2 separate regions of the Homo sapiens genome follow, and region 2 is linked to region 1. Evidence: chromatin contacts called from ENCODE Hi-C or POLR2A ChIA-PET data. All regions are on one chromosome and are shown on one strand. The core of a region is the stretch at or near the end of the contact, and the rest is flanking DNA. Distances in the headings are between cores, read along the strand shown. Region 1 holds the start of LINC00567 (long intergenic non-protein coding RNA 567). Region 2 overlaps CARS2 (cysteinyl-tRNA synthetase 2, mitochondrial).

The links. A loop is a pair of places that touch in the nucleus more often than their neighbours do. ChIA-PET counts read pairs that join two places held with the same protein, here RNA polymerase II (POLR2A). Pooled maps may share reads with other maps.
Region 2: a loop to region 1 is called in a map of dorsolateral prefrontal cortex, with 4 times the contacts of the local background. The contact joins the enhancer-like site here to the promoter of LINC00567 in region 1. A Hi-C loop is called at or near these places in 16 of 168 maps with a recorded cell type or tissue (B cell, CD14-positive monocyte, CD4-positive, alpha-beta memory T cell and 8 more), 35 of 37 single-sample maps with no recorded cell type and 24 of 50 pooled maps. POLR2A ChIA-PET finds 5 or more read pairs at or near these places in 4 of 52 experiments (HEK293T, activated B cell and activated T-cell).

The regions. Positions count from the first base shown.
Region 1 is chr13:110,810,933-110,814,593 of GRCh38, forward strand. LINC00567 (long intergenic non-protein coding RNA 567) reads right to left here and starts at 2,152. Exons shown (of 1, transcript NR_135280.1): 1 at 1-2,152. It overlaps LOC105370362 (a long non-coding RNA gene), which reads left to right and starts at 2,773. Exons shown (of 2, transcript NR_158538.1): 1 at 2,773-2,841. RefSeq lists enhancers at 754-1,295, 1,296-1,837.
Region 2 is chr13:110,643,746-110,647,202 of GRCh38, forward strand. CARS2 (cysteinyl-tRNA synthetase 2, mitochondrial) reads right to left here. Exons shown (of 15, transcript NM_024537.4): 11 at 3,356-3,457; 12 at 2,222-2,345; 13 at 640-738. Among named protein-coding and RNA genes, the nearest start is that of NAXD-AS1, 29 kb to the left of the region's middle. Within about 2 kb of position 1,251, at least 5 of the 41 ENCODE cell types and tissues checked have a DNase peak (open chromatin) inside an H3K27ac peak, as active enhancers do; they include dorsolateral prefrontal cortex, where a contact is called at or near this core.

The DNA of each region.
Region 1 (3,661 bases), core at 902-3,401:
GGAAAGTTTAACCTCCCAGCTGGGTGCTCCAGCCCCAATAGCGTCGCGATGCTGGGGACGAGGTCTAGGAGAAGGGAAATGGGGGGCACTTAGAGCCCCAAATCCATGAACCACGCTGGTCTGTTTTAGGAAAGCAACATCTTGAGGCTTCATGGTGTTCTGTGCTCCCTGCTGGGAAGCGCTGGGCTGGCTGGAGGTTTTCATCTCGGGACTGGGGGTGCATCCCCACACTGCCTGGCTGAATATGTTGGTGCTTTCCCAATGACCTTGACGTCTGGTGTTTGTCTGGTGCAATACGTCAGTGGGGAGACGGTCGTGCTAACAGCGTATTCGGCTCAGCAAAAGCTTTCATTGCATGCATCCATGGCCTCTTTGCAAAGATGGGAACAGCACGTCTCAATAACACACAATTTCATCTGGCTCTGATGATTCAGAAGGCGCCCCGGTGCCTCAGGCTCATCATTAGAAGCCAATGATGGCTCTGTAGATGTGGTAGTAAAGTCCAGGTAGCCGAAAGATTGAGTAAGGAAGCATTTGCTGGGAAATGGGGGTCTCTTGCCGCAGTGCTCCCCAGACACCTCAGGAAGTGACCTTCTGCCTGGGGCCTCTCTCCGCTGACAATAATGTCACACACTTCCTTGTCTCAAAGTTGAACACTGCCAGAATGATCCACATCCAAGGTAAGCTGGCTTCAGCTTGTTAATTTAGTCCTGCTCTCAAAGAAAAGGAAGAGGTCCTCACCCTGGCTGACACCTCTGGCCGCAGTGGCCCTGGTCCCCAGGGTGACAAGGGCCACACTCCTTAAAGAGCCTGAAATTCCCAGGAAGCTCCCCTTTTAAATCCAGTTAGGGAATATTATTTATAACACACGCCTCACAGATATTAATTCATTAAGAGAAATAATGGATGCGGAAGTGCTGAGGACTGAGAGTAACCTGCTAACACGGCCCCATCCTCAAGGGGCTTTCCCCATTTAGCCGGGGCCTGAGAACTGTGTAGGATGTTTACTTAGTGCTTTGAAAGAACTCACTGCATCCCCTCAACAATCCTTTCATGTGGCTGTTATAATTTTCTCCATGGTTGCAGATGAAAAAAAAAATCATTCGGGAAGGTTGAGCCATTATCCATGGCCACAGAGCTCCAAAGCGGTGGAACTCGGAATTGAAGCCCAGGTCGGTTGAAGCCAGGGCCGCAAACGTGCTCCCTGCCGCCCCACTGCCTGGCCGACACACTCACGGGTGCCGGGGCCACTGCACGCATGACAGTGCCAGGAGCGTGCACTTACTCCCCGAGCCCTTCCCTCCACGGCCAGGCCCGCAGTGTGAGTGCCAGGGCCTTCGGCGAAGCCCAGGGAAGCCCAGCGCCCTCGCCCTGGTCCTTTGACACATGACGAGACCTCCTCTGGGCAGAGGCCCCTGGATTCTGGGGCTTTCTGCCAGGCAGGGGCTGGGGCAGGCCCCGCACGCAAGCACCTGCCCCCGCACACAGGCATCTGCGACCCCGGGACTTAGCCCCCGCTGGCCCGCTGCAGTCTCCATTCCTTAAGCGCCCAGAGCTCCCTCTGCGCTCTCCTGTGCCCGCGTCTCCTCTGTTCTGTTTCGTTCCGCTCTGCTTCGGGCTTGTCTCAATTACATTTCCGTAAGGGTTCGGGTCCTCGGCTTACTAAGGGGCCTCTGAGAGGCCAGCTGGCCACCGGGACTGTCTTTCCTGCAGTGGAACTTTCCAGATTATCTTCCTTTCCCCCATCTCGCCTTCTGCCTCCTGCCGTCTTCTCGGTGTTTAGCTCGGGCAGGGTCCCTCCTGCAGAAACCGCTCCTGCCCGCAGCGCGCGCGCTTGCTGCCTCCCGCCCGGCTAAGGGAGGGCGGTTTCAGACAGATCCACTGGAGGGCAGATCTCCAGAGCCGGGAGCCAAAGGGGGCTGTGGCAGAAGGGGAGGCGGCCTTCGGGCTCAGGCGAGACAGGCTGACTCCCCCAGGAGGACCGCGCTGCCTGGGGGAGGCGAATGCAGGGCCCATGAGGCACTGACAGGAAGAGCCCCTGACGGCGGGGGGCAGCTGAGGAGCGGGAGCTCCAGGGGGAGGGGGCAGAGACTCGCCTCACAGCGCGCCCCTCACGACGTCCCCGTCACGACGCCCTCCACACGACGCGCTCCCCTCACGATGCCCCCGTTACCACGCGCCCTCCTCACGACATCCCCCTCACGACGCCCCCGTCACGACGCGCCCCCTTCGTCACGTCCCCCTCACGACCTCCCCCTCACGACGCCTTCCTCACGACGTGCCCTCCTCACGACGTCCCCGTCACGACGCCCTCCACACGACGCGCTCCCCTCACGATGCCCCCGTTACCACGCGCCCTCCTCACGACATCCCCGTCACGACGCCCCCGTCACGATGCACCTCCTTCAGGAAGTCCCCCTCACGATGCTCCCCCTCACAAAGTCCCCCTCACGACGCCTTCCTCACTACGTGCCCTCCTCACGTCGCGCCTCCCTCACGACACATCCCCCTCATGACGCGGCCCCCTCACAATGCGCCCCCCTCACGACGTCCCTCTCCTGACCCCCCCTCACCACGCCTCCACTGACAACGTCCTTCTCACGACGCCCCCCTCACGACGTCCCCGTCACCACGCTCCCCCCTCACGACGTCCCCCTCAGGACACCCCTCTCACGACGTCCCCCTCACGACGTCCCCCTCACACTACCGCCCCTCTTGGCAGCTTGACCTTCAACCCTCCAGGGTTTCTTTTTGACCTTTGCTTTCCTTCCAAACTTTCCCGCCTCTGGAATAAAAGAGTCGCAGAACAGAGAAAGGCTTCAGGGATGGGCTGTTTTGCAGGTGAGGAAACAGGCTCAGAGAAATCCGCCGGGGAACTGCCCAAGGCGACGCGGACTGGCAGACCCAGGCCTCAGACACGGATCTTCTTCCTCAGGCTCTTCCCCCAGCCGGCCGTCTTCCCACTCCGACACGCACGGCTGCATGGGGGCTGCGTCCCTTTTCAGCAGCTGTGTTCGGAGCTGAGCAGCTTGGAGCCACACACGTGCGTTATCTCAGGGTTCCGGGACACGCGTGCTGGGGGCGCTGCCCGGGCCCTCACTAGGCGGGATCAAGTGTTGGCCGCGCTGTATTCTTACGCGGAGGATCCGAGGACGGCCTGGAAAAGAATCCACCTCTTCGGAAGTTCCCACAGGCTGTTGGCCGAGTTCACTTTCTCTCTGAGGGCCCCAGGTCCAGGTCCGTGGCTGCCCTCAGTTTCTCTCCACGCGGAAGTTTCCAGTGCGGCCACTTACGTCATCAGCCAGCAGGGAGGCTCTAGAGCAAGTGAGCTGTGGGTGGAGGCCAGGGAATGTACCTGGATCATGGGAGAGACGTGCTATCCCTCTACCATATTCTGTGGATCAGAAGCAAGTCACAGATCCCCCCACATCAAGGAGAGAGGATTTCAGCAAGATATGAACACACTAGGAGGTGGGGACCCTGGTGCCACCTTAGTGTCTGTCCAGCAGAGGGACCAATTCCCAAATGAATGCATGCACAGCCGCACACACTAATCCCAAACAACAGCAACACAGTCATGTGGTCAACAGTGTTTTTATTTTATTATTTTATTTTATTTTATTTATTAAGTGCTAGGCACTGGAAACATAGCAGTGAAGAA
Region 2 (3,457 bases), core at 1-2,500, 170 kb before region 1:
TTAAGAATAAGGCAGGAAACCTCAAATCTGTATTGATAGAATAAACGAGTTTCAGGTGAGCCTGATAAGGAAGAGGACATTTTCATAGGATCCAAGTCTCTTTGCAAAAATGCTCTTGAGTTACAACGGAAGAGAAGGAATGTGGAGAAGCCTGGCAGCGTCCACCTTCACTGCACAGCCAGGGTGAGCCTCGCTGGGAAGGTGCAGGTGACTCGTGCCTGTCGGGGAGCCCGTCCTGTCCGTACAAAACATGTGCCAGGCAAGGGGGCTCAGGTCGCCAACTTGCCCTCAAATGGGTCAGGAAAAAATGTTCTCTTACTGTGCCTGTGACTTCTGCACATTCTGAGAGTCTTTGAACATAAACGTGTGTGCAGAGCTGGCGACATTCTGTTGCTGAGATGGACTCATCTCTGGTTCTGCGCACGAGAGTTTGCCAACTGCAGAAGTAGAATTGTGCAATTCCAATTAATAAGTATTGGCTCTGAGTGTGTTTATTTTTCCAGGAAAGTAACATGTTTTTAAACAGGTAAATACATTAGTGTGGCATCATAATGCTCTATTCCAAGTTAAAAGGGTAAAGGTTATTGTCCCAACATGGAGAAAATTCCAGAATTAAGCATTTAAAATAATAGGACCTACCTGTTGATTTGCCAGAGAAATTCCAACAGTTTCAAAAAACTGTTCAAAGTAAGAGATGATGGCACCAAACACAGCAGGACTTCTCGGCCCTTCAGGTTCCTGTAAGAGATCATGTCGCAGAAGCTCCTTAAAAGCAGTCTTGATGGCAGTGGGCAAACGGAATTCAATGTCAAAAGACAAAGGCTTCAGCAGGTCACTTCAGTCTGGCCTTTCTCCTGGCTTCTATGGAGGGAGGACACAGCTCTGGCATCGGCTACCTCACTGCAGACCATACAACTATAGGTGCATGAGGAATCTCTTGTGCCTCAGTTTACCCATCAGTCATGTGGGTGGTGACTAGCTCATCAGGCTTCGCGGGTGAAGCATGACCGTGGAGTATGGCAGGTGGCGCATGGTAGGTGGAGGCTGAGTGGGCACTGGGCTGGGTTTCTCAGAAAACGGGGAAATCCTGGTACGTGGCTCACATCAGTTACCAAGCACAGAGACCCTTGGGTGACACTAGCCTTAGTTTGCAGGTGCCCCAGAATTGCAAAGCTTGGGAAGGAAAAGCGCAGGACAAAAGCCAGCCTCTTTACTTGTCCCGCCCCTTGCCACAAGAGGCCCCTGTTGCCCTAGAGCTGGGCCAGCCTGGTAGTGCCGGCAGCAGCTGCGGTGAAGGCAGGAGGCCGCGGACGGGCTGAGGAGGAGGAGCTCCCGTGCAGGAGCAGCCTGGCTGCGGGACCTGCCCCAGCCCGGCCTGGCTGCCTTCAGTGCGGGGCAGCCTGTTCCTGCAGCCGGCTGTGACTCAAATGCCCGCCCCCCTCAGAGGCGAGCCCTGCGCGTCTGCAGTATTTGGACCGAAGGCACCCGGCAAGGGCACATGGCACCCTGCCCCACCTGCTGGTGCTCTGAAACCCAACACTGCACGCAGCCAGGGATGGAGACCTCCACAGAGATGCTCAACTAACAGAGCATGTGGCCAGAACCCCCAGGTGTTTCCAGAGGTGGGAGAGGCACAAACAGCCTCGGCTTCCCGGGTCATCAAAGGTCACGGGGCTCCTGACGCAGCGCCTCCCAGGGCCTGGCAGGGGACCCTCAGACGTGCAGGAACCAAAGCCTGCCGCCGCCTTCACGGTCTTTGTCCCACCTGCCAAACACTTGCAGTGACCCACGAGTCCAGGCTCAGACCCCTGGGTGCTTGGTGTGGTCATCACACTGGGGTGCAGATTGCATAACAGTGCCTTGGGGTAAATGGGTCTTTCCTTAAAAAGTTCCCCACAAAAGCTCTCTCTGTGAAAGGGCCATGAATGCAGTGGGGACATGAGATGTGTCCCCTGAGGATCAAGCACACAGAATTTCTCAGCCTCAGGGGCTCCTGAGAGCTTGTTCCCCAGGTGGCCCTGAGGCCCGGGAGGGTCAAGCCCCAGGCTGGGTGCCATCCCGTGTGTCAGCGGCAGACTCGGGCTCCATGAGTTCCTCCACAGAAGCTGCGGGAGGCGAAATCAGCAGAGATGCCACCCAGCCGACATGAGAAAAACCCACCAGAGGACCCGACCCATGCCCCTGGCAGCAGGACCGCAAGGCCACCTGTTCGTTGAGCTACCTTCAGGGACGCCCTGAGCTGTCCATTCCCGTGGTGTGCAAGGCCCAGGATGGCATCAACCACCCTGGGTGTGTCAAAATCATCTGCCAAGGCCGCCTTCACGGCCCTCTTGGTGCTGGAGAGCCTGAGGGAAGAGGAGAGAACAGTCACAGCAGAGGGAGCTCCACTCTCCCCAGGCGGCCCCCACACCAGTCCTTCCCCAGGGAGAGACGCTGGGGGCTCTAATCTGGGGACTTTCTCTAGGTCATATTCCCAAAGACTTGAGTTCCTGAGTAGCAGAAAATTATGTAACATCAACTGCAAACTGTCATGTTACCCCAAGAAAAAGTCCCAGAGCAGAGGTCACCTGTGACACTTAAAATACAAGACACACGTGGGCATTTTCATGATGGTTTTAAAAATCAATAGATATTGAGGGGAGTGGCAAGGAAGACTCGGTGGGGGAGAGACGGCACGGCTGACCACTCACAAAGAGAGGCTGGGGAGGCCCAGCCCGGGGCTCCCGGATCTCAGCCTCCCGTGGCCACTGGCTGCCTACCCTGCTGAAGTGGCAGGGGTGGGTTATCACCAAGACCATCCGGAAGACTCTGCATGCCGGGATGAATGTGCAGCGCTGCCCAGGACACCCGTGGGTGGGGAGTGGAGGCGATGCTGTGGGCCCAGGCCTGTGTGTTTTATAGATTTTGGCTCCTCACAGTCAGGACTGGGAGGGATGAGCAGCTCCGCTCCTCGCACAGGGAACCCGAGCCCAAAGCCACTCTGAGCAGGGGGCTCAGAGCCCGAGGGCCCCAGGCACACTTCCTGCCAGCGCCGTCTCCCTGGGATGTCTCGGGAGCCCCTGACCCCACACCTCCTGTCCAGCACCCAGTGTCCTGTGGCCTCTGGGGAGCCCCTGACCCCACACCTCCTGTCCAGCTCCCAGTCCCCTGTGGCCTCTGGGGAGCCCCTGACCCCACACCTGCACCTCCTGCCCAGCACCCTGTCTCCTGGGGCCTCTCTGGGCAGTCCCTGACCCCAAACCTCCTGTCCAGCGCCCTGTCTCCTGGGGGCCCCTCTTCCCCTTCAAGAGCCCACCAGCAGCACCCAGCAGGCCACAGGAGGGGTGCCACGCCGGGTGCTAGGCGGGCCTCTTACCTCTCCCACAGCATCGCTTCCCTGACGGAGCCGCAGGCCAGCTGCCCCTTCATGTAGGCACGTGCGTCCTCCAGGAAAGAGCCCAGCCCCAGGAGCAGCTGC